6 separate regions of the Homo sapiens genome follow, and all the other regions are linked to region 6. A link is a loop called in an ENCODE intact Hi-C map of the cell type or tissue named here. Cell type or tissue: K562. All regions are shown on one strand. Region 1 has its middle 13 kb from the start of MAP1LC3C. Region 2 overlaps PLD5 (phospholipase D family member 5). Region 3 holds the start of BECN2 (beclin 2). Region 4 has its middle 19 kb from the start of MAP1LC3C. Region 5 holds the start of MAP1LC3C (microtubule associated protein 1 light chain 3 gamma). Region 6 holds the start of LOC124904604 (a long non-coding RNA gene).

Region 1 (5,000 bases), 90 kb after region 6:
AATTCTCCTGCCTCAGCCTCCTATATAGCTGGGACTACAGGCATGTGCCACCACACCTGGCTAATTTTCGTATTTTTAGTAGAGGCAGGGTTTCACCATGTTGGCCAGGCTGGTCCCAAACCCATGACCTCAAGTGATCCACCTGCTTCGGCCTCCCAAAGTGCTGGGATTACAGGCTTGGGCCACCACGCCCAGCCCCCATCTCTAAAAATACATACATGTAAACATACATGCATAAACTCTTTCAAGGACTTAGTGAATATTGACTAAGAGTTCTAGGGCCATTGTAGATCCTAAATAAATACTGAGTCAAATGGAAGGAGCACATAACCAAGCCAAGATATTGCCTTGAACCTTGAAAAATGAGTGGAAGGAGCTCATCCCTAGAGGGAGCACACTCTAGGCAAAAGAGGAAGCACTGTGAGCAGTGACGTCAAAACGCTGGAGAAGCAGGCTGTGGGCCAGACTGAATGAGCCACTGAGTAGGGCCAGCTCGTGAAATGTTAGGATGTGGCATGCAAAGCCATTGCAACATCTTTGAGGGCCAAAGCAAGGGGCTGTTCCCAGAAAATATGGCACTTAGAAGACCGTGTCATTTAAATCCACAAGACACTGTCCATTTTGTTTTACAATTGGGGCTGGTCGTTTTCAGTAATTGAAAACCTTCTGTCTCCTATTGAGAGCATCCCTCTCCTTTAAAAAATTTTTTTAAATAATTTTTTTTTCTTTAGAGATGGGGTCTCACTATGTTGCCCAGGCTGGCCTCAAACTCCTAGCCTCAAGCAATCCTCCTGCCTCTGCCTCCCAAAGTGCTGTGATTACAGGCATGAGTCACCATGCCCAGCCTGTATCCTTCTCTAAATACCAAGTTACTTTTCCTTTGAGACGGAGTTTCGCTCTTGTCGCCCAGGCTGGAGTGCAGTGGCGTGATCTCGGCTCACTGCAACCTCTGCCTCCTGGGTTCAAGTGATTCTCCTGCCTCAGCCTCCTGAGTAGCTGGGATTACAGGCATGTGCCACCACGCCCAGCTAATTTTGTATTTTTAGTAGAGACAGGGTTTCTCCATGTTGGTCAGGCCAGTCTCGAACTTCCAACCTCAGGTGATCTGCCCGCCTCGGCCTCCCAAAGTGCAAGGATTATAGGCGTGAGCCACTGCATCCAGCCCCAGCTACTTTTTTATTTTGTAGTTTTAGTAGAAACAGGGTTTCACCATGTTGGCCAGACTGGTCTTGAACTCCTGACATCCAGTGATCCATCTGCCTCAGCCTCCCAAAGTGCTGGGATTACACGCATGAGCCACCGTGCCCGGACTTAAGTTACTCTGGAACCAAGATCAATTGAAGGAAGAACCTGGACCACCCCCACCACCCACCCCGCCCACTTTTAGATTCTTATTTCCCGTTGATTCAGGAGTCTACACTGATGAGTTGAGGTGTTAATCTGATTCTGGAACTGACAAGGCATTCTAATACCATAGCTTGGTGTATCAGTGGCATGGTGGTGGCTATGTTTTCTAGATTTTCAGGCAGTGTTTATCTTTTGGTAAAAGTGGCATATAAAAATAAAATGAGGCCTGGCGCAGTGGCTCACGCCTGTAATCTCAGCACTTTGGGATGCCAAGGCGGGTGGATCATTTGAGGTCAGGAGTTGGAAACCAGCCTGGCCAACATGATGAAACCTGTCTCTACTAAAAATGCAAAAATTAGCTAGGCGTAGTGGTGCATGCCTGTAATTCCTGCTACTTGGGAGGCTGAGGCAGGAGAATCACTTGAACCCAGGAGGCAGAGGTTGCCGTGAGCCGAGATGGCGCCACTGCACTCCAGCCTGGTCAACACAGCGAGACTCCGTCTAAAAAAAATTAATTAATTGGGGAGAATTAATTAATTAGTTGGGGAGAATTTATTTTTATTGACCACAAACTGCTTGGCCATTTCCAAACTCAAAGAAGCCAAGCTGTTGCCACCTGCTGGTTTTTGTCGGCATTGACTTAAAGGTCGAAGGAGACACTTCTGAACTAGCTGGAGCTTTCCTGACAGAGGAAGCTATTCCAGGTAGTACAGTCCTGTTGGTTGGAAACTTGGTGCGGTTGAGATCTCATCGCTTGTGAGGAACATATAAATGATACGAAAACTTTGAAGCTAAAAGTGTACCAATCTCTTCATGATGGGCTGTTCTGAAGGACTTTCTATTCTGAAGCCTCGACTAGGGGTTTTCAGATGAAGAACCTGGAGCAGGGATTAAATGATCCCCCAGGACAGGGCAAGGCAGGGCAGACCCTCCTTTTGAACCCAGGTCTGTCTGATGACAAAGCTCCAGCACTTCCCAGGACACTATGCTGTCTCTAAATGCAGTATTGGGCCAAGGAATGTGCTCAATATGTTGTCTTGTGTTTGAACCGGAATCAGGATGAATATAGATGCAGCATAATGATGGCCTTTTTCCAGCGGGCAGGAGGAGAAAGCAGCCACAGTGTTACCACCCAACACTGTTCGGCCCTGCGCTTTTCGAACACAAAATCTGCAATTGATCAAGCTCCCCAGGTGATCCCTAATGTGCACAGGAATCATATTCTTCAGATTCAGAATTCCTATGCACATTAGCAATCGCCTGGGCAGCTTGATAAGTTGCAGATTTTGATTCAGTAGTTTGGAAGAACCTGAGATTCTGCATTTTTAACTTCATATCAGGTGATGTTGATGCTGCTAGTCTATAGACCACCCTCAGGGTCTAGAGTGAAGTCTAGACCAGTGGTTCTCAGCCGGGGGCAATTTGCCCTCCTCCAACATCTGGCAACATCTAGGAACATTTTTGGTATCCTATGGGGGGAGCAGTGCTATTGGCATCTAGTAAATAGAGGCCAGGGAGGGATGCTGCTGAACATCTTACAATGCACACGGCAGCCTCCCATAACAAAGAATTATTTTCCCAAATGTCAATTGCACAGAAGTTGGGAGACTCTGTCCTAGATGATAACTTGGGTTCACCTTCTGCGAGAAGCTCAGGTCTTCTAACCTGGAGTTTGCCGAAAAATAAGTGTGAACTAGTTTTTTTTTTTTTTTGGTGGCCAGGTCTCACTCTGTTGCCCAGGCTGGAGTGCAGTGGCACGATCTCGGCTCACTGCAACCTCCACCCTCCAGGGTTCAAGCGATTCTCCTGCCTCAGGCTCCCAAGTAGCTGGGATTACAGGTATGCATCACCATGCCTGGCTAATTTTTGTATTTTTGGTAGAGACAGGTTTCACCATGTTGGCTAGGCTGGTCTCGAACTCCTGACCTCAAGTAATCGGCCATCGTTGGCCTCCCAAAGTGCTGCGATTACAGGTGTGAGCCACTGGGCCCGGCCTGAACTAGCTTCTTTTGTTTGTGGAAGAAAACAATACACACTTAGAAATCTCCCATACAGGCAAGGTGTGGTGGCTGATGCCTGTAATCCTAGCACTTCGGGAGCCCGAGGTGGGCGGATTGCCTGAGCTCAGGAGTTTGAGACTAGCCTGACCAGCATGGTGAAACCCTGTCTCTACTAAAAATACAAAAAATTAGCTGGGTGTGGTGGTGCGTGCCTGTAATCCAAGCTACTCAGGAGGCTGAGGCATGAGAATCACTTGAACCCAGGAAGCAGAGGTTGCAGTGAGCCGAGATTGTGCCACTGCATTCCAACCTGGGCGACAGAGACTCTGGCTCTAAAAGAATTTTTTTTACATAAAAATATAAAAAATAAAAAACCTCCCGCCAGGTGCAGTGGCTCATGCCTGTAATCCTGGCACTTTGGGAGGCCCAGCAGGGAGCTTTGATCCCACCACTGCACTGCAGCCTGGGCGACAGTGTGACTGAGACCCTGTCTCAAAAAAGAAAAAAAAAAAGATTAAATACAACACAGCCAACATAACTGACACATCAACTTATAAAAAACCACCTACAGCCGGGCATGGTGGCTCACGCCTGTAATCCTAGCACTTTAGGAGGCCGAGGCAGGTGGATCACGAGGTCAGGAGATCGAGACCATCCTGGCTAACACAGTGAAACCCCGCCTCTACTAAAAAATACAAAAAATTAGCTAGGCTTGGTGGTGGGCACCTGTAGTCCCAGCTACTCGGGAGGCTGAGGCAGGAGAATGGCGTGAACCCGGGAGGCGGAGCTTGCAGTGAGCTGAGATCGCGCCACTACACTCCAGCCTGGGCGACAGAGCGAGACTCCGTGTCCGTGTCAAAACAAACAAACAAACAAACAAAAACCACACAAAAAAACCCCAAAAATAACACCTACATAAAAGACCCTCCTGTATGTAGTTTAGCAGCAAAGGAAAGGTGAGGGGATATTGAAGAGACTTGTGAGACTAAGAAGGCCTTTTGAGTTGTGAAGAACTCTGCCTGCATTAACTCTTCCAGGCAAGGGCTTGGCAGGACAGAAATCAGCCAGCCAAGTAGACTTGGCAATGCTTTTCTTCTTATCTCATGCGAGACCAAAACAACAACAAAAAGACCCTTTCTTTCTTTCTTTCCTTCCTCCCTCCCTCCCTCCTTTCTCTCTCTCTCTCTTTCTTTCTTTCGAGACAGAATCTCGCTCTGTCACCCAGGCTGGAGTGCAGTGGCACGATCTCAGCTCACTGCAACCTCCACCTCCCAGGTTCAAGTGATTGTTCCTGCCTCAGCTTCCAAGTAGCTGAGATTACAGGCACGCGTCACCATGCCCGGTTAATTTTTGTATTTTTAGTAGAGACAGAGTTTTGCCATGTTGGCCAGGCTCATCTCGAACTCCTGACCTCAGGTGATCCACCGGCCTCAGCCTCCCAAAGTGCTGGGATTACAGGCATGAATCACTGCGCCCAGCCCTAAAAGACCCTTTCTATTGTGATTTATTCCCCAGGATATCTTGATAGAACTATTACTGTAAACCTAGAACAGAGGTCAGCAAACTTTTTCTGTAAAAGGTCAGATAGTAAATATCTTAGGCTTTGCAGATTTTATGGTCTCTGTGGCAAGTACTCAACGCTGTCACTGTAGC
Region 2 (5,000 bases), 230 kb after region 6:
GACACTGTAGGAGAATGAAACTGGATCCTTATCTCTCACCTTCTACAAAAATCAACTCAAGGTGGGTCAAGGGCTTAACTCTAAGACCTGAAACCACAAAGATTCTAGAACATAACACTGGAAAAACCCTTCTAGACATTGGCTTAGGCAAGGATTTCATGAACAAGTACCCAAAAGCAAATGCAATAAAAACAAAAATAAATAGCCGGGACTTAATTAAACTAAAGAGCTTTTGCATGGCAAAAGGAACAGTCAGCAGAATAAACAGACAACTCACAGAGTGGGGGAAAATCTTCACAATCTATACATCTGACAATGGACTAATATCAAGAATCTACAATGAACTCAAATTAGCAAGAAAAAAACAACCCCATAAAAAAGTAGGCTAAGGACATGGGTAGACAATTCTCAAAAGAAGATATACAAATGGCCAACAAACATATGAAAGAGTGCTCAACATCACTAATGATCAGGGAAATGCAAACCAAAGCCACAATGTGATACCACCTTACTCCTGCAAGAATGGCTATAATCAAAAAATAAAAAAATAATAGATGTTGGCGTGGATGTGATGAACAGGGAACGCTTCTACACCGCTGGAGGGAATGTAAACTAGTACAACCACTATGGAAAACAGTGTGGAGATTCCTTAAAGAATTAAAAGTAGAACTACCATTGGATCCAGCAATCCCACTACTGGTATCTACCCAGAGGAAAAGAAATCATTATACGAAAAAATACTTGCACATCCATGTTTATAGCAGCACAGTCTGCAACTGCAAAAATGTGGAGCCAACCCAAATGCCCATCAATCAACGAGTGGATAAAGAAACTGTGATATATATGCATATGTTGGAATACTACTCAGCCATAAAAAGGAATGAATTAATGGCATTCACAGCAACCTGGATGGGATTGGGGGCCTATTATTCTAAGTGGAGTAACTCAGGAATGGAAAACCAAACATCATATGTTCTCACTCATATGTGGGAGCCAAACTATGAGGATGCAAAGGCATAAGAATGATATGACAGACTTTGGGGACTTGGGAGACATGGGGGAAGGGAAGGGGGTGAGGGATAAAAGGCTACAAATTGGGTTCAATGTACACTGCTTGGGTGATGAGCGCACCAAAATCTCACAAATCACCACTAAAGAACTTGTGTAATCAAATACCACCAGTTGCTCAAAGACTTATGGAATATAAATAAATATAACGAAATCAATGCTATTCAAGCCTAGTAGAGCCAGAGATAGGCCTCCACGAAAGCAGATATCAAGGGAATCATTTGACTTTTGAGTCCAAAAGGCAAATTCAGTGGCCATAGTTCACTTTTACTATGTTCAGGTCTCTCTGATTTCCTTTGGTTTCTCCATGTCAGACCCGTGGTGTTTTCAGGTCATTTGCTCACACGTGGCAAACACTAATGCTTGGAAAACTGCTCAAAGCTTGCATGAGAATATGCTATTTAAAGTCAGGCATGGGAGGATTGTTTGTTCAAAAACAGTCTGGGCAATATCGTGAGACCATGTCTTTACAAAAAAATAAAAAATGAGCTTGGTGTGGAGGCACAAATCTGTAATCCCAGCCACTTGGTCAGCTGAGGTGGGAGGATCCCTTGAGCCCAGGAGTTCAAGGCTGCAGTGAACAGTGATTGCCCTACTGCACTCTAGCCTGGGCAACAGAGCAAGATCCTGTCTCAAGGAAAGAAAGAAAAAAAAAAAACCATGCTATTTCCCTATCCACCTTGTTTCTCAGAAGTATTTGTCTGCTAATCTTCATGTGGATGTTTGCCCTCTCTACTGAGGCTGGGGCAGATGAAAGGCAAAGGCAGTGGCCGTGGATCAAAGCAGCTGCCCCTGCCACACTCCCTGCTGACTCTCTCCTGATGTGTAGAATGATATTAAATGAAGTAGTCACAGCACGTTCAGGCTGCTGTTGAAGACGAAAATCAAGCAAACAAAAACAACTATTGCAAGCTCCACCAATCTGAAGAAAGACAACTGCTCTTCAATATGATAGGATGTGATTATTCTGGATAACTATTATTTTGAAAACTGACACCCAGAAGGGTACCAGGATGCCAACTCTGATAGCTCCTCCCTGCCCAGGGAGCACAGAAACTAGAGAGAGACCAATATGGCCTAGTTAGGATGTAGCAAGTCACCTATGGAGCAGGCTCTGGAGACAGACTAGCTCCACCACGGGCAAGGCACTTCAGCTCTTCACTTCCTCCATCCGAAGATTGGTATATTTCATAAGATTGCTGTGAAGAATAAATGAAAAGGCACAGGCAAATATTAGCTCAGTGCCTGGCTCAAACCGCATTAGCTAATGGAAAATTGGGAAGAGGAACATAAAAACGCTTCTGTAACGGCACCATCATTCTGAGTGATGTTTGTCCCTTTAGGCAGGATCAGATGGAGGGAAGAATATTTATGAACATTCTCAGCATGTATCTACCCCAAGACTCTCCTTATGAACCATTTATCACCATCAAGATGCAACTGGGCACCGTCTCCCTGGGTACTGTCTAGATTTTCTCCGATTTTTAATAACTCTATTCTAAACAAAGATTTAGTGTTCCATTTCCCCTGTCGCATAAACTAAGCTGCTGATTGCTGTGAGGTTTTATTTGCAACCTCTGACATCATTCCATTCTGTGGCTACATTACAGCTTTAGGACCTGGAGTCAAGGCAAGAAGCCAAGCACTGCCCTCTAGAGATGTAAAGAGAATTACATTTCCTCTGAATATCTTCCTCTACCCTAGAATGACTCAAGCCTATTTCTAGTTTTACGTATTAGTTCAGGCTGCTGTCGATGATGGAAAAAAAACCAACCAAACAAAATGGAACAAAACTGGCTTTTGTTTTGCAGCTTTTTCGCCCACAGCAAGAAATTCAGGACAGATTTATGACAAATTTTAAAATGCTGGCAATGGGAAAAATAATATAGAGATCTGGGTTGCTGATGAATTTCTATGTCTAGATTATTAAAGGGAAAAGAAGCTGAAGGTCTGACTGATTTGCTGACAAATTCTTAATTTTTAAAAATGAACTTAAGGAGTACAAGGCTGTTTTGTCACGTGGATATTTTGCTCAGTGGTGAAGTGGGGACTTTTATTGTAACCATCATCACCTGGATAGTATACATTGTACTCATTAATTTCTCATCCTTCATCCCGCTCCTATGCTCTCACCCTTCTGAATCTCCAATGTCAATTATTCTACTCTCTATGTCCATGTGTACACACTATTTAGCTTCCACTTATAAGTGATAATGTGTGGTGCTTGATTTTGCATTTCTGAGTTGTTTCACTTAAGATAGTGGCCTCCAGTTCCATCCATGTTGCTATAAAAGACATGATTTCATTCTTTTTTGTGGCTAAATAGTATTCCATTGTGTATATATACCACATTTTCTTTATCCAATCATCTGTTGATGAACATCTTTTTTTTTTTTTTTGAGATGGAGTCTCACTCTGTCGCCCAGGCTGGAGTGCAATGGAGCGATCTTGGCTCACTGCAACCTCTGCCTCCCAGGTTCAAGTGATTCTCCTGCCTCAGCCTCCCAAGTAGCTGTGATTACAGGCTCCCGCCACCACATGTAGCTGATTTTTGTATTTTGAGTAGAGACAGGGTTTCACCACGTTGGCCAGGCTGGTCTCAAACTCCTGACCTCAGGTGATCCACCCGCCTTGGCCTCCCAAAGTGCTGGGATTACATGCATAAGCCACCGCACCAGGCCTGTTGATGAATACTTTGATTCCACATCTTTGCTACTGTGAATTGTGCTATGATAAACATACAAAGGCACCTTTCTTTTTGATATAATGACTTCTTTTGCTATGCGTAGATACACAGTAGTGGGATTGCTGGATCGAATGGTAATTCTATTTTTAGTTCTTCGAGAAATCTCCACACTGTTTCCATAGAGGTTGTATTAACTTACATTCCCACCAACAGTGTATAAGGATTCCCTTTTCTCCATACCCTCACAAACATCTATTATTTTTTTAATTTTAAATAGTTATCTGAGGACTTGCCAAGGATCAGCCCTCTGCCTGGCGATAGGTTGCTCAGCCCTGTCCAGCCTCTGTGGCCGACCACACGCCACAGAGCATCCTGATGGGCTGCTCTGACTTCCTAGTTCAATCACACAGTTGATTTATGCAGTCAAAATTAAGTTAAATGATTGACTGAATGGTTCAACCGTTTGAAGAAAATCATCCTGAAAAAGCTGGATATTTATAGCTAATTATTCTTTGGAAGAGATCGATTTCTTTTTTTTTACAAAGTGGGCATATTGTTAGTGATGAACCCATGGAGCTGAGAGAGGCTTAATTAAGGTCTCAACAACTGTAGTCCACTGTCAAGAAGCTGTTATCAGGATAGTCATTTTATTGAAAACTCAAGTTATGGCCGGGCGCGGTGACTCACGCCTGTAATCCCAGCACTTTGGGAGGCCGAGGTGGGCGGATCACTAGATCAAGAGATGGAGACCATCCTGGCCAACATGGTGAAACCTCATCTCTACTAAAAATACAAAAAAATTAGCTGGGCATGGTGGCTTGTGCCTGTAATCCCAGCTACTTGGGAGGCTGAGGCAGGAGAATTGCTTGAACCTGGGAGGCAGAGGTTGCAGTGAACCGAGATTGTGCCACTGCACTTCAGCCTGGCAACAGAGTGAGACTCTGTCTCAAAAAAAACAACAGCAAAAAAACTCAAGTTATGTCAGTGGTTCCGTTCTCTCTCTTGCACTATGACATTTTGAAGTACGGGGGACTTTGGTGGGAGGGTTTGGGTTTCATACAATCCAAGGAGATGTTAGTTGTCCCTGTGTGGTCGATTGATAACAAGAGAAGCAATGCTAATTAATTATAGTGCTCGCTGTGCTCCAGGTACTGTTCTCAAGGCTTCATATGTCTACATGCATTTAAACCTCACGACAACCCATTTCACAGTAAGAAAACCGAGGTACAAAGAGATTAAGGGTCTT
Region 3 (5,000 bases), 61 kb after region 6:
CGGTGACTCCAGCTCAAAAGCCATGTGGCTCAATTTTTGTTTGGTTTTCATGAAAGCATAATTAAAATAAGGCATAGCCATTACCAGAGAATTTACTTTGCCATTCTACTTCCGGAGAATGAATCAGGACTCAGAACTGACCACGGCATTGAAAGCAGTTTCAACCTCATTCTGCTGCTCCTCTACCCTGTAGGGAGAAGTGTCAGGGTGAGGAAAGACAGATTCTGTGAGGATCCCTTCCAACCGTGACCCCAGGGGCTGGGTGCGGTGGCTCACACCTGTAATCCCAGCACTCTGGGATGCCAAGGTGGGCAGAATATTTGAGGCCAGGAGCTCGAGACTAGCCTGGCCAACATGGTGAAACCCTGTCTCCACTGAAAATACAAAAATTAGCCAGTCATGGTGGCATGTGCCTGTAGTCCCAGATACTTGGGAGGCTGAGGCAGGAGAATCACTTGAACCCCGAGGTGGAGTTTGCAGTGAGCCTATAATTGCACCACTGCACTCCAGCCTGGGTGACAGAGGGAGACTCCACCAAAAAGAAAAAGAAAAACAAAACGAAATGAAACAAAAATCAAAGTTAAGTGTGGCCAGGTGTGCAGTGGCTCATGCCTGTAATCCCAGCACTTTAGGAGGCCGAGGCAGGAGGATCACTTGAGGTCAACAGTTCAACCAGCCTGGGCAACATGGCAAAAGCCCAGCTCTACTAAAAATACAAAAATTTGCCGGGCGGGGTGGTACACGCCCTTAGTCCCAGCTACTCAGGAGGCTGAGATAGGACAATCACTTGAACCCTGGACACGAAGGTTACCGTGAGCTGAAATTGTGCCTCTGCACCCCAGCCTGGGTGACAGAGAGAACTCCATCTGAAAAAAAAAAAAAAAGTTTGTCACAAGAGCAGACAGCCTTAAATTGGGGGCCAGGGAAGTTTCTTGGAGAAAATGGCCTCTCTGAAATATTCCTGAATCAATAACAGAAGCATCCTCTGGCAGTTGACTGCAGAACCCCTACCCCTTTTCAGGCCCTTCATTATTCCCTAGAACCTCCAAGTGGGCCAAACATGAGAGGCAACCACAATTGATTAGGAGACAGATCAATCGTTCAAAAAACATAAAACAATAATCTACTGTTCACTGTGGATTTAGCAATTAATCAGCCCTAGAGGATGAGTGACTTGGCCAGGTGGAGAGGGGAAGGAAGAGTGTTCCAGTTAGAGGGAACAATGTTACATGCTGGAAGAACCGAAATGTAACTAGCATGCATGTAGCTAGTAACACAGAGGAGCCCACGGCTCAGGAGAGCAGGAAATGGGGAGAGAAGAAGCCAGAAAGATGGGCCCCGGCCTTGGTGTTAGGTTAAAATGATTGAACGTTCCCTTTTTTTTTTTTTTGAGACGGAGTTTCTCTCTGTCACCTAGGCTGGAGTAAAGTGGTGTGATCTCGGCTCACTGCAACCTCCACCTCCTGGGTTCCAGCAATTCTCCTGCCTCAGCCTCCTGCATAGCTGGGATTACAAACACCCATCACCACATCCGACTAATTTTTGTATTTTTAGTAGAGACGGGGTTTCGTCATGTTGGCCAGGATGGTCTCAAACTCCTGACTTCAGGTGATCCACCCACTTCGGCCTCCCAAAGTGCTGGGATTACAGGCGTGAGCCACCGCACCCAGCCTGAACTTTTCTTTTTTAAAAAATCTGTGTGTGTGTATGTGTGTGTGTGTGTGTGTGTGTGTGTGTGTGTGTGTGTGTGTGTGTGTAAAAGGGGCATGGGGATGAGAGGGTCGGGGTTGGAGACAGGGTCTCACTCTGTTGCCCAGGCAGGAGTGTAGTGGACCATAGCTCACTGCAACCTCAAGCTCTGAAGCAATCCTCCCACCTCACCCTTTTCAGTAGCTGGGACTGTAAGTGGCCACCCCACCTGGCTAATTTTTTCACTTTTTGTAGTGAAGGGGTCTGCTTATCTAGCCCAGGGTATTCTAGGACTACTGGCCTCGAGCGATCCTTCCGCCTCGGCCTCCCAATGTACCGGGATTACAGGCGTGAGCCAACGCCCTCTGCCAAAGCTGATTGGACTCGATCTTAAGGTTAGATAAGGGTGTTAAACATTTTAAGGAGGGCAGTGCCATGATGAGATTTTAGTTTTAGCAAGATTACGCTTAAGGCGTGCCTTGGACATGGTACAGGAGGAAAAGGAGATGATCAGATTTTCCTTTTGGAAATAATCCCTGGTCTGTAAGGAGCTGAAGGAGGTCTACAGGTACCGAAGGAGGGTACCATTGTAGGGTTTTCAGTAGGACAGTGATAAGATGACATGTGCATTTTAAAAGGATCACTCTTCTAGAAAGACCTGAAAAGGTATAAAATGATAAGTAACTGGGAGCCAGAGGAAACTTAGACTCAAGGCGGCAGTCAGGCCCTTAGCCATGTCTTCCATCCGCTTCCTGTGCCAGCGCTGCCACCAGGCCCTGAAGCTGAGCGGCTCCTCGGAGTCTAGGAGCCTCCCTGCAGCCCCGGCGCCCACCTCTGGGCAGGCTGAGCCCGGAGACACCCGGGAGCCCGGCGTCACCACCAGGGAGGTGACAGACGCTGAGGAGCAACAGGACGGTGCCTCTAGCAGATCCCCTCCAGGCGATGGCAGTGTGTCCAAGGGCCATGCCAACATCTTCACCCTGCTGGGGGAGCTTGGCGCCATGCACATGCTCAGTAGCATCCAGAAGGCAGCTGGTGACATTTTTGACATAGTCTCTGGCCAAGCAGTTGTGGACCATCCCCTGTGTGAAGAATGCACCGACAGTCTTTTAGAGCAGCTGGACATCCAGCTCGCTCTCACAGAAGCTGACAGTCAGAACTACCAACGCTGCCTGGAGACCGGGGAGCTGGCGACCAGCGAGGACGAGGCGGCGGCGCTGCGGGCGGAGCTGCGGGACCTGGAGCTGGAGGAGGCCAGGCTGGTGCAGGAGCTGGAGGATGTGGACAGGAACAATGCAAGAGCAGCGGCGGATCTCCAGGCAGCCCAGGCAGAGGCTGCGGAGCTGGACCAGCAGGAGAGGCAGCACTACAGGGACTACAGTGCCTTGAAGCGGCAGCAGCTGGAACTGCTTGATCAGCTGGGGAACGTGGAGAACCAGCTGCAGTATGCCAGGGTCCAGAGGGACCGGCTGAAGGAAATCAACTGTTTCACCGCCACGTTTGAGATCTGGGTGGAGGGCCCCTTGGGCGTCATCAATAACTTCAGGTTGGGCCGCCTCCCCACTGTCCGTGTGGGCTGGAATGAGATTAACACTGCCTGGGGACAGGCGGCCTTGCTGCTCCTTACCCTGGCCAATACAATTGGACTGCAGTTTCAGAGGTATCGACTCATCCCCTGCGGAAACCATTCGTATCTGAAGTCTTTAACAGATGACCGCACTGAGCTGCCGTTGTTCTGTTATGGGGGGCAGGATGTTTTCCTCAATAACAAGTATGACCGCGCGATGGTGGCCTTCCTGGACTGCATGCAGCAGTTCAAGGAAGAGGCTGAGAAGGGTGAGCTGGGCCTCTCTCTGCCCTACGGGATCCAGGTGGAGACAGGCCTGATGGAGGACGTTGGCGGCCGAGGGGAATGCTATTCCATCAGAACCCATCTGAACACGCAGGAGCTGTGGACAAAGGCACTCAAGTTCATGCTTATAAATTTCAAGTGGAGTCTCATCTGGGTTGCCTCAAGGTATCAAAAGTAGCTTTCTTGAGTCTTGCTCTGTCACCCAGGCTGGAGTGCAGTGGCGCCATCTCAGCTCACTGCAACCTCCGCCTCCTGGGTTCAAGCGATTCTCCTGCCTCAGCCTCCTGAGTAGCTGGGATTACAGGCGCCTGCCATCACACATGGCTAATTTTTGTATTTTTAGTAGAGACGGGGTTTTGCCATGTTGACCAGGCTGGCCTTGAACTCCTGACCTCAGGTGATCCACTCGCCTCACGGCCTCCCAAAATGCTGGGATTATAGGCGTCAGTCACCACACCCGACCTTCTTTTTTTTTTCTTTTCTTTTTTTTTTTGAGGCAGAGTCTCACTCTGTGGCCCAGGCTGGAGTGCTGGAGTGCAGGGGAACAATCTTGGCTCATTGCAACCTCCACCTCCTGGGTTCAGGCAATTCTTCTGCCTCAGCCTGCCGAGTAGCTGGGATTACAGGCACGCACCACCACACCCAGCTAATTTTTGTATTTTTAGTAGAGACGGGGTTTTGCCATGTTGGCCAGGCTGGTCTCAACCTCCTGATCTCAGGTGATCCGCCCGCCTTGGACTCCCAAAGTGCTGGGATTACGGGCATGAGCCACCCCGCCCAGCCCACTTTCTTTTTTTCTAAAGTACTATAAATATATTATCAGATAAGTCTTCCCCAACACACCTTTGTCCCTTCTTCCTTGTAACTTCCACTCCCCTTCTCCACCCGAACATTCAAAATGACAGGAAAAATTAAATTACAAGAGGCTAAGATTATTCCTGCATAAAGGGATAAAGGGACACAGAGGCAAGGACTAAGTGTGGGGAGGAAAGGGCACGGTGAGGAGCAAGGTGGAGGTTTCCAATTTTTTAATTTAAAAACATTTTGGGCCATGGATGTATGTAATGGAACATTGAAGTCGGGGGCAGGGGAGAGAATACTCAAAAATTTCGTTTTTGTTGTGATGCATAGTGTAAGCCCCTCCTCTTCATCCTTGAGAAACTTTCAATAAATTTCGACATGTTCAAAGTGAAAGGTGAGTCTTACTGGACTGTGTCATGATGTTGAGATTAACTGTGAGGTGAGGGGCTGGGGTGGCCAGGAAGTGACTGGTAACATTGGCTGGTAGATAAATTAAGGGGTCTTGAGGTGAACCCTTCCAGAAAGCTGAAGATTGAATCCTAGCACTTTGAGAGGTGGAGGAGGGAGAAATGCTTGAGCCCAGGAGTTCTGAGACCAGCCTGGGCAACATAGGGCGACCCCATCTTAAGGAAAAATTTTTAAATTAATTTAATTTTTT
Region 4 (5,000 bases), 120 kb after region 6:
GGAACTACAGGCACCCACCACCATGCCCGGCTAATTTTTTGTATTTTTAGTAGAGACGGGGTTTCACCGTGTTAGCCAGGATGGTCTCCATCTCCTGACCTCGTGATCTGCCCGCCTCGGCCTCCCAGAGTGCTGGGATTACAGGCATGAGCCACCGCACCCGGCCAAATAAATACTATTTTTAAATAAAAGCACTGCTGGTTACTTTAGATATCATATTGTTATTCCAGTTGACAAAGACCCCCATAACCTGGCCTCTGTCTAACTCTCTTCTGTTCCTGTGTACCCTTTCTAAAATAACAAGGAGTTTCTCAACCTGCAGACTATGATATGGGGAATGAAAGATAACTTAGGAATGGAGAAAAAGGGGAAGGCAGGAGAGGTTGTGGAAAATGTTTATTTTTTTTTTACGTTTATTTTTGTAGAGACAGCATCTTGCTATGTTGCCCAGGCTGGCCTTGAACTCCTAGGCTCAAGCGATTCTCTTGACTTGGCCTCCCATAGTGCTGGGATTACAGGTGTGAGTCACCGCACCTGGGTAGAAAAGGGTTTTTCTTCAGTCATTGACATCATCAGCGTGTCCTGTTTGGCCTTGTCCGGTTTGCTGGGAGCCTCCAAGATTCTCTCTACGACAAGGAAAGGATTAGATGTAAAGAGGAGAGATTCAGAGATATATGTCCTATCTACTCAGTCTGGGCCATCCCTATATAAATCTCCCTGCTCATCACACATAGCTGTTGCCCCCGAAACAGGAAATTGAGGGACAGAGAAATCTAAGGAAAAAACAAAACTCCTAAATATGACTCCTCACACCTAGGGTCAACTGCAAATCCCAGGCAGGACTCTTCACGGTCTGATCTCAATCCCTCCAACACTGTGTCTCATCCTGCACAACAAACCCTCCATCCCAGCTCCTCCTTGCCCCATCAGCACCCATTCCAATTTCCTCCTCCAAACCTTGAAGTTTTATCCTTGCATCTTAGATGCTCTTGGTGTTTCCTTTCAATCTTGCATGGATCTTATTCCAGGCAATATCTTTTACCCTAAAATATCTTCTGTAGTTATGGCATTGCCAGGTGCATTTATATTTAACTTTGAATGTGCTCATGGGCTCAGTAAATATGAATGGATTTGGCTTACTCTCAACCAACAATTAGTGAGAATTGTGCAATATGCAAAGATGTGCTTGATACAGCCTCTTCCCTCATTGGGAAGGTATGAGTGGATCATTTCTTCTCTGTTTATGTTCTCAATTGTGCATCAACTGGGTTATTTGTTTCCAAGCTTCAGAAGCTCTGTTTAAGCCAAGAACACAGCTACACAGCTGGGAATGTTCCTCTCCTGGGTGGAGAGTATTACAGAATGATTCAAATCATGGAATAGCATGTACTTAAAACCATCCAAGGGTGGCCAGACCACCTTTAAATCTCTCTCTTTAAAGTCTTGGCTTTGGTATATGGATTTTTGGTGTTTTGGTGAATAAAATTACTAACACAATCTACTTTGGATATATATTTAGACAGAGTGCTCTGCCTGCCAGGCTGGAGTGCAGTGGTGCGATCTTGATTTACTGCAATTTCCACTTCCCTGGTTCAAGCAATTCTCCTGTCTCAGCCTCCCAAGTAGCTGGGACTACAGGCACGTGCCACCATGCCTGGCTAATTTTTGTATTTTTAGTAGAGACAGGGTTTCACCATATTGGCCAGGCTGGTCTCAAACTCCTGACCTCAGGTGATCTACCCATTTGGGCCTCCCAAAGTGCTGGGATTATAGGCATGAGCCACCGTGCCCAGCCTGGACTGATATATTAGACTAAAAATTTGAATTATAGGCCAGGCACGGTGGTTCACGCCTGTAATCCCAGCTCTTTGGGAGGCCAAGGTGGGCAGATAATAAGGTCAGGAGATCGAGACCATCCTGGCTAACACGGTGAAACCCCATCTCTACTAAAAACACAAAAAATTAGCCGGGCGTGGTGGCGGGCGCCTGTAGTCCCAGCTACTTGGGAGGCTGAGGCAGGAGAATCGCTTGAACCCAGGAGGCGGAGGTTGCAGTGAGCCGAGATCGCAGCACTGCACTCCAGCCTGGGTGACAGAGTGAGACTTTGTGTCATAAAACAAACAAACAAAAACACTTAAAAAATAAAAATTTGAATTATCTTCAAATGTGATGGGGCCATGCGCTTACCAAAAATAAAATAAAATAATAAAATAAAATAAAATAAAATAAAATAAAATAAAATAAAATAAAATAAATAAAATAAACTACTACTGAGGTACACGAAGACCAAACTGCTGCTTGGACATACGCACAATGGGTAAAATGTGCCCCCGCCCTCCACCCGGCTACTGACTCTTTGTTGCCCTCTGCTGTTCCTCATGTTGGCTACATCGAGTTACTGCAAATAGAGCCAACTCTGCAAATTGACCAAGTGACAAATGATCACATTGAACAAATTTCCTGACTGTGGTTTTAACAGCATTGACATGAATGTTCCATTCTCAGTTACTGAAGATGAAATTCTAAACGTTAAAGTTAATGCTTTAAAAAATTTCTCCCCAAATTGGTAAAAATTCGAAGCAAAAATTCTGTTATGAAATAAAACACTTCCATTACATTTCCCAGCCTAAAATTTGGTATTCCATGTGATAGAATTAATTCTAGATAGTTCTTATTTCTTTTAAAATATTTGAAATATTATTTCTATTTTTTCCAGAACACAAACTTTTTTTTTTTTTTTTTTTTTTTTGTCGCCCATGCTGGAGTGCAGTGGCGTAGTCTCAGCTCACTGCAACCTCTGCCTCCTGGGTTCAAGTGATTGTTCTGTGTCAGCCTCCCGAGTAGCTGAGATTACAGGCATGTGCCACCATGCCTGGCTAATTTTTTTTTTTTTGTATTTTTAGTAGAAACAAGGTTTCACCATGTTGGCCAGCCTGGTCTCGAACTCCTGACCGCAGGTGATCTGCCTGACTAGGCCTCCCAAAGTGCTGGGATTATAGGCATGAGCCACTGCACCCGGCCTGAACTTACAAAATATATTAAAAATTCAGCAAGAAATACTCAAAATTGACAAGAGTTTAAAAAGCCATTTTTGATAAGTTGATACATTTGAATGAGATGATTTTCCTGTGTAGCCTCATTTTGGGTTATGATTTGATGTATTTAAGCATTTCCTTTATGTGCAATAAGTCTCATGGCTGCTCACTTAATACAGACACTTCATGTGAGTATAGTAGTTTATGGCTTAAAAATCTTTCTCCTTTTTTTTTGAGTGCAGTGGTATAATCTTGGCTCACTGCAACCTCCACTTCCAGGGTTCAAGTGATCCTCCCACCTCAGCCTCCTGATTAGCTGGGATTACAGGCGTGCGCCACCACACCTGGCTAATTGTTTTGTGTTTTCAGTGGAGACGAGGTTTCGCCACTGTTGGTTAGGCTGGTCTTGAACTCCTGACTTCAAGTGATCTGCCCCCTTCAGCCTCCCAAATTGTTGGGATTACAGGCATGAGCCACTGTGCCCGGTCTCTTACAAATGTTCTTGACACATTGTCTCAGTTGATCTGCACGGCATTTCTGAGAGGTGGTGGTGTTCTTGTCTTTCAACCAGTTAGGCAGGTACCTCCGAGAAGATGAGCAATTTCCACAAAGGCACCCAATTTAGAATATTAGAAACACCAAAAGTTTACATAATTCAGCTGTAATGCAATGTGTATTGGCTAGCATCTGCGGTTTAACACTATTGTTTTATCAAGCCCAGGCGTTTCCATACAAGTAGTACTTGGAACTCTCCCATGGGTCCTCCTCTTGCAATCACAGCATTTGACACTTTTGATTGGATGCTTTTTCATGGTAGCGAATATTTGTTGAGAAACTGTTCTGTATCAGTCACAGTGCTAAGCGTTCCTGTGTATCCTCCACACTCAAGTCTCAACAGTAACCTGCTCACTAACGGATCTCAAATCTGTATCTTCAGCCCAGGGCTCCCTCATTTCCATTTGGTTGCCTAACACCTGCTAGAAGGTGGAAAAAGAGTCGTAGCAAGTACTGCAATCATCTGCCCACTATTAGAATATCTAAATACGAGGCCGGGCGCAGTGGCTCACGCCTGTAAAACCCAGCACTTTGGGAGGCTGAGGCGGGTGGATCCAAGGTCAAGAGATCAGATCATCCTGGCTAACACGGTGAAACCCCGTCTCTACTAAAAATACAAAAAATTAGTCGGGCATGGTGGTGGGAGCCTGTAGTCCCAGCTAGTACAGGCAGGAGAATGGTGTGAACCTGGGAGGCGGAGGTTGCAGTGAGCCGAGATCGTGACACTGCACTCCAGTCTGGGCGACAGAGCGAGACTCTTAAAAAAAAAAAAAAAAAAAAAGAATATCTAAATATTTGTCTTTCCACCTTCTACTGAGTCTGCAAGCTCCAAGAGAATCAGAGGCAACACATTTTTCACTTGACTCTCCCTACAGTCAATTTAACTTTTAACACATAGTGGTTTCTCAATGTTTATTGGCCTCAAGGTACATTGTATCTAGTATGTTTAAATCAAGCCAGGAAGGAAGAAATAAAGTTGGTAATTTGGCCACTAGATGTCACACCACACTTGATGGTCAACAGAAAATTCCTGGCCTATGTTGTTCCAAATTTCACCTCGATTTTAATATGAAAGCAAATCTTGTGTTACTGTATTCATTAATCTCAACCATTTGAAACAAAGTATCAACCAGACTTTTCTTGGTGTTAGTGTCAACTTTTAATTACTCATTTTTATGGGAGGAGACAATGTCTGGGGATAACGTGCAAATAATTTGTAGTTGACTTAGGAATTTATCATGTGACATTTTCCCAGTCTGTTTGCCTTTTTAATTGTCTATGGTTAATATTAATTTGCATTCTGAGAACTGTGTGAGATAAATTAGGTGTAGTGAGGTAGGGATTAATCTGAAATTAACGATTTTATTAAGCAAAATTTTGCTGATGCCATCCTCGAAATTAAGTCCTTCA
Region 5 (5,000 bases), 100 kb after region 6:
TTAGGAACTACAAGGCTTCCCATTTGGGTCAAAAGGGTGAGGCCATTCCATGGATGAAATATGACAACACAAACAGGTTGAGGAAACATGACAACACAAAAATGCTAAGCAAATAACTTCCATTTGCTATGAAATTAAAGCTATTGGGCTGGATGCAGTGGCTCACACCTCTAATCCCAGCACTTTGGGAAGCTGAGGCAGGCAGCTCACGAGGTCAAGAAATCGAGGCCATCCTGGCCAACATGGTGAAACCTGGTCTGTACTAAAAATACAAAAATTAGCTGGGTGTGGTGGCGTGAACCTGTAGTCCCAGCTACTCGGGAGGCTGAGGCAGGAGAACCAGGAGGCGGAGGTTGCAGTGAGCCGAAATTGCGCCACTGTACTCCAGCCTGGTGACAGAGCAAGACTGCGTCTCAAAAAAAAAAAAAAAAGAAAAGAAATTAAAGCTATTTCCCTAGAAGTACAAAGGTGATGCACAGTCTCGCTGATATTTCACTTTTTTTTTTTGATTCCCCTGCCTCAACCTCCCAAGTAGCTGGGATGACAGGCACGCAACACCACACCTGGGTAATTTTTGTATTTTTAGTAGAGACGGGGTTTTGCCATGTTGGCCAGGCTGCTCTTGAACTCCTGACCTCAGGTAATCTGCCCTGCCTTGGCTTCCCAAAGTGCTGGGATTACAGTGTGAGCCACTGCGCCTGGCCCTAATCCTAACTTTCATTCTCCCTTGGCCATCTTCCATTCACACTGAACTAACTTTAACATGTAAGTTTGCCTAGAGAGAGGAAATCAGAATGCTCTTAACTCAGTAAAACAAAATAAAAAGAGGCCTGGGCAACATCGTGAGACCCCCATCTCTACAGAACATTTTTAAAATTAGCCGGGCACGGTGGTGCTTTCCTGTAGTCCCAGCTACTCAGGAGGCTGAGATGGGAGGATCGCCTGAGCCCAGAAGGCCAAGGCTGCAGTGAACTAGGTTCACACCACTGCACTCCAGCCTAGGCGACAGAGCTAAATAAAGCAAAATAAAAAGACACTCATTCATCGTGTGTTCTCAAAAAAACAGGCTGCAACAGCGATGCAGCTTCCAAGCACTTTTCAACCCTGTTGAAAACTTACTCATCGGGTATATTTACTTTACTCCCAAATCATTTTTTACTGAATCCATGTGTCAAGTGATGTCCTTTATGCTTTAAGAATAGCTGCCTGTTCTTTGCTGTACCTCTGGCTTAACCAAGGGAGGAGTGTGTTTGGGGGATGCTTTTCTCTCTCAGTGTTCTGAGCAGGGAACGTTTCCTTTGGGGAGAAGTCCCCACCCCTAGGCACACATACACTTGGAAAAGGTGCTGGTCTCTGCAACGGACGCGCAGACTCGGTTTCACACAAGATCTGAAAGAAAGGATCTCCCGGCCTAGCTTGAGAGCCAAGACTAACTACTTTAGGAAATTCTTAGAAATGTTGGCAGGTCTTTTTTGTTGTTGTCGTTGTCTGAGGGATTCTCCTTACCTGTTTAAAATAGAGTAATTCTTTTTTTTTTTTTTTTTTTTTTGAGACAGAGTTTCACTCTTGTTGCCCAGGAGTGCAGTGGAACAGTCTCGGCTCACTGTAACCTCCGCCTCCCAGGTTCAAGCGATTCTCCTGCCTCAGCCTCCCAAGTAGCTAGGATTACAGGCACCCGCCACCACGCCTAGCTAATTTTTGTATTTTTAGTAGAGACAGGGTTTCACCACGTTGGCCAGGCTGGTCTCAAACTCCTGACCTCTGCGATCCACCTGCCTCAGCCTCCCAGAGTGCTGGGATTACAGGCATGAGCCACTCCGCCCGGGGTTTAAAATAGAGTAATTCTAAGAGCATCTTTTCAGGGTACTAGTGAATCTAAAAGGTGACTTCAAAAAAATCTCTTTCCTCTCTTCCCCTGACGTGCCCCCATCCCCAAAATAAAACTGCCAAACGAAGAAAGCCCAACAGCCCCGGCGCACCCAGCGCACCTTCCTCCGGGGCACGCTCTGCGCCACCTACCGGATGATGCTGAGGAACTGGGTCATGGTCAGCTCCTGCGGGACCAGGAACTTGGTTTTGTCCAGCGGGGGCAGGAACGTCTCCCTGGGGTAGCGCTCCACTACCACCTGTCAAGAGTGTCAGTCCTTAAGAATGTGACTCAGCGTGAGTGTTAGGAACTTGGAACAGACAGAGGGAAGCTGTTGGCTGCTCTTGGTTTTTCAGAGAACAGGATCGGAACCCCACCCCCACGCCCCCCAGCGGAAGTCCAGTGGTGTCTTACCGGGATTTTGTTGGGGAACTTTGCCCGGATTCCAGCAACTTCCTCTTGTCTGATTGCTGTGAATATTTCAAGCACAAGAGAAGAAGCAAAGATCAAGAAAAGAAGCAAAGATCAAGAGAAGGCCAGATCCGCTCCTCTCTTTAGATAACCCAGAAAGCTACCCCAAGAAATTTACCCAAGCTTTTCCTCTGCTTGAAGGGTCTGACGCTTGGGATTTTCTGTGGAGGCGGCATTGCACTCAGTAGCTGTGTCTGTTTTAAAAAAGAAAAAAAAACTGTCCCGCAACCGGGAACCTAACTCATTCCTCCAGCTGCTTCCAAACTGCCTGCAGGAGCCTGAAGGAGGCCCTTATGTAGGGCTGAGTGACATCAGGCCTCTCCTCTCCCTCCCCTCTCCCCACTCCCCCTCCCTGGGCAGCAGGAGGTCAGTTCTGATGGAAATGGAATCGCCACCTGCTTGCTGGTCAGAGAAAGCCACTTTGTTCATGACCAGTTCAAGATGTTTCTTTGCAAAAGAAATTAGGGTTTGTAATAAAATCATTGGCTGGGCAGCGGACTGTGGAGAGGTAAAACTGCCTTGTGCTGGGATGTTTTTGCCCTTCAGTAGCAAGGGGGGGTCCAAGCTGGATCCACCTCAGCCTGAAGTGTGCTGTGTAGTTCTCACAATGGTCCATGCCCTTTATCACAGAAGGAAACCTATACTAAGAAAGGTGAAGTGATTTGCTCGAGGGCACACAGCAAGTAAGAGAAGCGGTATGGATTAAAACCTAGAGCTGTACACTGGGTGCAGTGGCCCACGCCTGTAATCCCAGCACGTGGGAGGCCGAGGCGGGTGGATCACCTGGCCAACATGCTGAAACCCCATCTCTACTAAAAATACAAAAATTAGCCGGACGTGGTGGCTGGCACCTGTAATCCCACCTACTCAGGAGGCTGAGGCAAGAGAATCGCTTGAACCCAGGATGCGGAGGTTGTAGTGAGCTCAGGTCACACCATTGCACTCCAGCCTCGGCAACAAGAGCGAAACTTCATCTCAAAACAAAACAAAACAAAACAAAAAAAACCCAGAGTTGTTACAAGGAAGTCCAAGTACTACACTCCAGTATATTCTGTCACTTAGTTTTCTCTGGGATAAAAGAAGGAAGGAAGGACAATTGTCCCCAAGATCTTGCTTTTAGAGTTAAGAAACTGGGTCTCTGGTCATACATAGGGGAAACCAAACTCCATTTCTCCTATATTCTCACAACACAGATCACTTTTGACACTAGATGTGTGTGTGTGTGTGTGGGTGGGTGGGGGTTCCCCATACACCGAGCAATCACTTCTACAGTGGACACCAGCTAGGTGTCCTCCAATCCAACTCTGACACTGTCTACCTGGAGACAGCATCAGATCGGGCTGAGGGCTCTGTCCCACAAGACTGTCCCCCACTTTCAATGCCGATTGCAAGCCCCAAGTTGTGTTTGTTGTTTTTTTGCTTGTTTGAAACAGAGTCTTGCTCTGTTGCCCAGGCTGGAATGTAGTGGCACGATCTCAGCTCACTGCAATCTCTGCCTCCTGAGTTCAAGCGATTTCTCCCGAGTAGCTGGGATTACAGGCACATGACACCATGCCTGGCTAATTTGTGTGTTTTTAGTAGAGAGGGGGTTTCGCCATGTTGGCTAGGCTGGTCTGAAACTCCTGACCTTGTGATCCTCCTGCCTTGGCCTCCCAAAGAGCTGGGATCTCATGCGTGAGCCACTGCGCCCAGCCCCTAGCTTGTTTTCCCTGTGCTTCTGATCTATGGGACATAAGTCAGGCTTCCCACAGCCCCCGCCTTGGGTTTCATTAATTGGCTAGAATGACTCACAGAACTCAGGGAAACACTTTTACCGGCTTATTACAGAGGATATCACAAAGGGTACAGATGAAGAGATGCATAGCGAGGTATGGGGGAAGGGCATACCACCCTCCAGGAACCTCCACGTGTTCAGCTAGCAGAACCTAGGCCTTTTGGGTTTTTACGGAGGCTTCATTATGTAAGCAAGATTGATTAAACCATTGGCCACTGGTAATCAATTTAACTTTCAACCCCTCTACCCTCCCCAGAGGCTGGAGGTGGGGCTAAAAATTCCAACCCTCTAATCTCACCTTTGTCTTTCTGGCGACCAGCCCCCATCCAAAGCTACCCAGGGACTGCTAGCCGTCAGTCAACTGATGAACTAAAAAAAGACACTTATTGCCGGGCATGGTGGCTCATGCCTGTAATCCCAGCACTTTGGGAGACCAAGGTGGGCGGATCACTTGAGGTCAGGAGTTTGAGACCAGCTTGGCCAACATCATGAAACCCTGTCTCTACTAAAATACAAAAAAATTAGCTGGGCGTTGTGGTGGGTGCCTGTAATCCCAGCTACTAGGGAGACTGAGGTAGGAGAATGGCTTGAACCTGGGAGGTGGAGCTTGCAGTAAGCTGAGATTGTGCCACTGCACTCCAGCCTGGGCAACGGAGCGAGACTCCACCTCAGAAAAAAATAAAAATAAAAAAAGACACTTACCACTTTGAAAATTCCAAGGATTCCACCAGGTGCAGTGGCTCACACCTGTAATCCCAGTACTTTAGGAGGCGGAGGTGGGCAGATCACCTGAGGTCAGGAGTTCAAGATCCACTTGGCCATCATGGTGAAACCCCCGTCTTCACTATAAATACAATAATTTGCCAGGCATGGTGGTGGGTACCTGTA
Region 6 (5,000 bases):
AGTGAGCTGTGATTGTGCCACTGCACTCCACCCTGGATGACAGAGCAAGACCTTGTCTCAAAAAAAAAGAAAGACAACCAGACATTTTATGCCTGCTAATGAAAGGGCTCAACATCACCTATAGTTTTGCCACAGAGATTAGAAATGAGTCTGATTATGCCTCTGGGTTCAGCTGCCTGCTACATTGCAGGAGATTCAGAGGACAGTGGAACATGTTGAACTGAATGAAGCATGAGTGTACAACTAGCAAAATTCAGACTCGGGAGGCTCAGGTGGGAGGATCGCTTGAGCCCAGGTGGTCAAGGCTGCAGTAAGCCATGATTACATCACTCAACTCCAGCCCCGGTGACAGAATGAGACCTGTCAAAAACAAAACAAAACAAAACAAAAACACCAAACAAAAACTAGCAAAGAAAAAACTTTAGTTGAATTCTTACTCTGTTATACAGAGGCCCCATCATCCTTCCATGCTGTGTCCCAGATAAGCCAGTGCTAGCATTGTGGCTGTCCTTGGGCCATCCCATCTATCCTTAGAGTTCAGGCTACTTTTGCCCTGCAATCTTAGCCCTCTAATGATTTTATTTTATTTTTTATTTTTTATTTTTTTGAGACGAAGTCTCACTCTGTCACCCGAGCTGGAGTGCAGTGGCATGATCTTGGCTCACTGCAACCTCTGACTCCCAGGCTCAAACTATTCTTCTGCCTCAGCCTCCCAAGTAGCTGGGATTACAGGCACCTGCCACCACGCCTGGCTAATTTTTGTATTTTTAGTTTCACCATGTTGGCCAGGCTGGTCTCGAACTCCTGACCTCAAGTGATCTGCCCGCCTCAGACTCCCAAAGTGTTGGGATTACAGGCCACCGCACCCAGCCCAGCCCTCTAATGATTTAAAGGAAAGTTATGATTTTGTAGATTATCCAGTTTTTCTTGTTACTAATGTGAGAATGAATCTTTTTTCCAGCTTCCTCCATCCTAGGCAGAAATAAAGTCCCAAATCTTTGTTTTTTAACGGGTCATAGAGGACCCATCATCACCCTTTATTCATTCCTTGATCATCTCAGGCTAGAGAAGTCTAGGGATACAGCTATATATAACATGACCAGAAGAATTAACTGGGCCGTAGCATAATCACATATTTGAAACAGGTAAGTGAGTCATCTGTGGCTAGAGACAAGTCCTGGTCACTTCCCTATTCTGCCCCAATACTCAACTTATTACATTCAGATGTTGCTTAATGGCTAGATGCAGCTTTGAGGGTAATGCTTCTATTAAATATGTCAGTTCAGTTTTACAATGGAAAATTCTGAAGATGGATGGTGGTGATGGTTGCACAATATGAAGGTACTTAATGCCACTTAATCATCCCCTTACAATTGTTAAGATGATAAAAATTATGTATATTTTACCCCAATAACAAGATCTTTTAAGGCCGAGCATGGTGACTCCTGCCTGTAATCTCAGCACTTTGGGAGGCTGAGGCAGGCGGATCACCTGAGGTCAGGAGTTCAAGACCAGCCTGGCCAACATGGTGAAACTCCATCTCTACTAAAAATACAAAATTAGCCAGACGTGGTGGCACGCACCTGTAATCCCAGCTACTTGGGAGGCTGAGATAGGAGAATCGCTTGAACCCAAGAGACAGGCAGAGTTTACAGTGAGCCAAGATCACACCACTGCACTCCAGCCTGGGCTACAAGAGTGAAACTCTGTCTCAAAAAAAAAAAAAAAAAAAAAAAAACAAGATTTTTAAAATTAAATTTTACAATCCAGTACAAAATAAAAGCATTGTCCATCCTTGTTTCTCAAAAACCCAGAAAGACCTTGGTGATCTGGTCACCCTTCCACATTCTTATTATTCAGTGACTTCTCATACCAGGTACTGTATGTTGTATAGCACCTGAAGTCTTTCTAAACACATTTCAGTGTGTTTTATTTATTTATTTATTTGAGACGGAGTCTTGCTCTGTTGCCAGACTGGAGTGCAGTGGCATGATCTCAGCTCACTGCAATCTCCACCTCCCGGGTTCAAGTGAGTCCCCTGTCTCAGCCTCCCGAGTAGCTGGGACTACAGGAGAGTGCCATCATGCCTGGCTAAATTTTGTATTTTAGTAGAGATGGCGTTTCACCATGTTGACCAGGATGGTCTCGATCTCCTGACCTCGTGATCCACTCGCCTCAGTCTCCCAAAGTGCTGGGATTACAGGGATGAGCCACCACGCCCGGCCACAGTGGGTTTTATTTAACAGTTAACTGGCTCATGCTTTAGGGGAGGCAGAATAGTTGAAAGAACCAGCTAGGAATCAGAAGACTTGGTCTGTAATTATGACTTGCCTGAAACTCTAAGTGACCTTTGGAAAGCCACGAAACCTTTACTGTCTTTTTTCTTACAGGACAATCATGAGAGATTGATCTCTAAGTCTGAAATTGGCACTCCAGTGTTTTCTGAATGAAAACACACAGTAAATTCTTTGATTCGGGAGTAAAAACTACTCCAAAACTCCACAAGAGGGCAGCTCCTCCACACCTGAATGGCCTCAGAGACCTTCCAGGCACCTTTGAGGTTATTGTAAAACCACTTTTTTATACAATGTTTTATTTTTATTTATCTTAATTATACAAGTAGCACACAAATATATTCCCACATAAAAAGTCCAACATTACAGATCAATTTCAAGTCACTTTTGATTAGTATGCTAATCCTAGTTTCCTCCCCTGTTATCAGGTTGTTTTCTGAGACTTTGAAAACACAACTTCTGCAACTAATTTTTTCAATCTGCATATAATTTGAACATCATTAATATCTATGTATGTATAAGAAATTTGTGGATATTAATATACTTCTCTTAACTCTTTAAAATGCATGTGTCATAATTTACTTGTTTCTTAATGACATTTAGATTATTTATCTTTTTTCAGTATTCAAAGAATGCTGCATTGAATATTTCAGTACTGTACTTTCAAAAAAGTGAAGAGCCTCACAAGACTTCATGGTAATTAATATTTTAATTAATTAATTAGTTTTTAATTTTATTATTATTTTTTGAGACTCCACCCAGACTGGAAAGCAGCGGCGTGATTTCAGCTCACTGCAACCTCCGCCTCCCAGGTTCAAGAGATTCTCCTGCCTCAGCCTCCTGAGTAGCTAGGAGTACAGACGCATGCCACCATGCCCGGCTAATTTTTTGTATTTTTAGTAGAGACGGGGTTTTGCTATGTCGACCAGGCTGGTCTGGAGCTCCTGACCTCAAGTCATCCACCCACCTTGGCCTCCCAAAGTGCTGGGATTACAAGCATGACCCACTGTGCCCAGCGGCAATTAAGATTTTAAAGCTAATTTATTAAGCCAAAGGAGGAATGTTTTAATAATTTTACTAGCCAGAAAAAAATATATAAAGTCAATTCATAGAAAGGGGACTGAAAGAGGGGGAAATGCCTGGCAGTCTTCCTTGGAAGCATTAGGTTACTCCATTCCATGATGTAAATCATTCTGGGATACAATTTCCTGCTAGGGCATTTTATCAGGTATGCTTTTGACTTAGATCAAATTAGACACAAGTAGCAAATGGCTCAGCGAATGCAGATAACTGAAACGAGAAAAGAACGATCCAGTGTTGCACCCAGGAATGTTAGGTGCTGTGTCCTGGTTACTTTTTTTTTTTTTTTTTTTTTGAGACAGAGTCTCACTCTTGTTGCCCAGGCTGCTGGAGTGCAATGGCGTGATCTCGGCTCACTGCAACCTCCACCTCCCGGGTTCAAACGATTCTCCTGCCTCAGCTTCCCAAGTAGCTAGGATTACAGGCACCCGCCATCACGCCTGGCTAATTTTGTATTTTTAGTAGGGATGGGGTTTCTCCATGTTGGTCAGGCTGGTCTCGAACTCCCAACCTCAGGTGATCTGCCTGCTCAGCCTCCCAAAGTGCTGGGATTACAGGCGTGAGCCACGGCGCCCAGCCTCCTGGTTACTTCTGTGTGCCCCACAGTGGAAAGGAAATGTTCGCAGGTAATGAGTCAGAGCAATTCAGATTTCATGTGTAGAAGAAAAGTTCAACATAAACATATTGGACAATATTAATGTAAAATATGGTCAGCCTTCCACATTCTTATTATTCAGAATAAAACTTTTATCTATAGCGAATATTCCTGAAGAACGTTTGGAATTCTTCAGAATCCAAACGTTGAATGTCCCATTCAAGCTGTCAGGTTCCAAATCCTATGTTTCCTGAAGAGACATGGCTGGGATCCGGCTGGGAAAATTCCGAAGGTGCCAACCTTCAGGTCACGGTACCTGACTGGTGCTGCATTCTCCTTCCAGCCTTGAAGATTCTGAAAGTGGAGGTTTCTTAAGCAGATACAGAGCTAATGGCCAGGTTTCTTGGGAGTACATTACAATAAATGCAAGAGGTGCAGAAAGCAAGAAATTGCTCTGGATCTTAGAAAAATGGGCTTGGAGCTCCATTAGTGTCTGCTACCTTCTGCAACCCAGATTCCAAATTGTTTTCCAGACTTGTGTTAGAGTTATTGGTGTCAGAACATCTTTTTTCATCCCCAGGGATAAGACACAAACACCTGCAAAGCTGACTCATGAAAGGAGACAAGGCACTACTATGACAGTGGATTGTGGGAGCTGTGAGGTAGGACCTTAAATTTTTTTGGTTTTTTTTGAGTCTCTCTCTGCTGCCCAGGCTGAAGTGTAGTGGAGCGATCTCGCTTCGCTGCAACCTCCGCCTATGGGGTTCAAGCGATTCTCCTGCCTCAACCTTTCAAGGAGCTGGGATTACAGGCACACGCCACCACACCTGGCTAATTTTTGTATTTTTAGTGGAGACAAGGTTTCGCCATGTTGGCCAGGCTGGTCTCGAACTCCCGACCACAAGTGATCCACCTGCCTCAGCCTCCCAAAGTGCTAGGATTACAGGCGTGAGCCACTGCACCCAGCCAGTAGGACCTTAAATTATCTCCCCTGATAGCCCAGAGGAGCTGGAGGCAGCCTGTTTGCCTTC

What was found. A loop is a pair of places that touch in the nucleus more often than their neighbours do. Peaks named below come from ENCODE experiments on the same cell type or tissue, not always from the same donor. Only the 100,000 strongest peaks of a DNase experiment are listed, where the experiment ranks them.
Region 1: a loop joins it to region 6, with 4 times the contacts of the local background. A loop is called at or near these places in 49 of 110 quality-filtered maps.
Region 2: it touches region 6 in a loop (5-fold over the local background); 2 of 110 quality-filtered maps call a loop at or near these places.
Region 3: it touches region 6 in a loop (4-fold over the local background); 2 of 110 quality-filtered maps call a loop at or near these places.
Region 4: a loop joins it to region 6, with 11 times the contacts of the local background. A loop is called at or near these places in 37 of 110 quality-filtered maps.
Region 5: a loop joins it to region 6, with 5 times the contacts of the local background. A loop is called at or near these places in 52 of 110 quality-filtered maps.

Annotation. Positions count from the first base shown.
Region 1 is chr1:241,984,049-241,989,048 of GRCh38, forward strand. No RefSeq gene overlaps it. Among named protein-coding and RNA genes, the nearest start is that of MAP1LC3C, 13 kb to the right of the region's middle. In K562, CTCF peaks have their summits at 404 and 1,967 (motif pointing left); a DNase peak (open chromatin) is centred at 1,993; H3K27me3 peaks cover 1,395 bases.
Region 2 is chr1:242,126,603-242,131,602 of GRCh38, forward strand. All of the region lies in intron 5 of PLD5 (phospholipase D family member 5), which reads right to left. Among named protein-coding and RNA genes, the nearest start is that of MAP1LC3C, 130 kb to the left of the region's middle. In K562, a CTCF peak has its summit at 2,723 (motif pointing left); no DNase peak of the experiment used is centred here.
Region 3 is chr1:241,955,344-241,960,343 of GRCh38, forward strand. BECN2 (beclin 2) reads left to right here and starts at 2,424. Exons shown (of 1, transcript NM_001290693.1): 1 at 2,424-3,719. The coding sequence starts at 2,424. The coding sequence ends at 3,719. In K562, CTCF peaks have their summits at 2,646 and 3,074; a DNase peak (open chromatin) is centred at 3,068; H3K27me3 peaks cover 3,978 bases.
Region 4 is chr1:242,015,440-242,020,439 of GRCh38, forward strand. No RefSeq gene overlaps it. Among named protein-coding and RNA genes, the nearest start is that of MAP1LC3C, 19 kb to the left of the region's middle. In K562, CTCF peaks have their summits at 2,373 (motif pointing left) and 4,590 (motif pointing right); DNase peaks (open chromatin) are centred at 2,342 and 4,582.
Region 5 is chr1:241,996,495-242,001,494 of GRCh38, forward strand. It overlaps MAP1LC3C (microtubule associated protein 1 light chain 3 gamma), which reads right to left and starts at 2,604. Exons shown (of 4, transcript NM_001004343.3): 1 at 2,457-2,604; 2 at 2,282-2,337; 3 at 2,020-2,126. The coding sequence starts at 2,514. RefSeq lists an enhancer at 2,589-3,114. In K562, a CTCF peak has its summit at 2,172; a DNase peak (open chromatin) is centred at 2,037; H3K4me3 peaks cover 578 bases; H3K27me3 peaks cover 2,248 bases.
Region 6 is chr1:241,894,043-241,899,042 of GRCh38, forward strand. LOC124904604 (a long non-coding RNA gene) reads left to right here and starts at 2,175. Exons shown (of 4, transcript XR_007067056.1): 1 at 2,175-2,560; 2 at 2,917-2,990. RefSeq lists silencers at 51-251, 1,091-1,291. In K562, a CTCF peak has its summit at 2,508 (motif pointing right); a DNase peak (open chromatin) is centred at 2,499.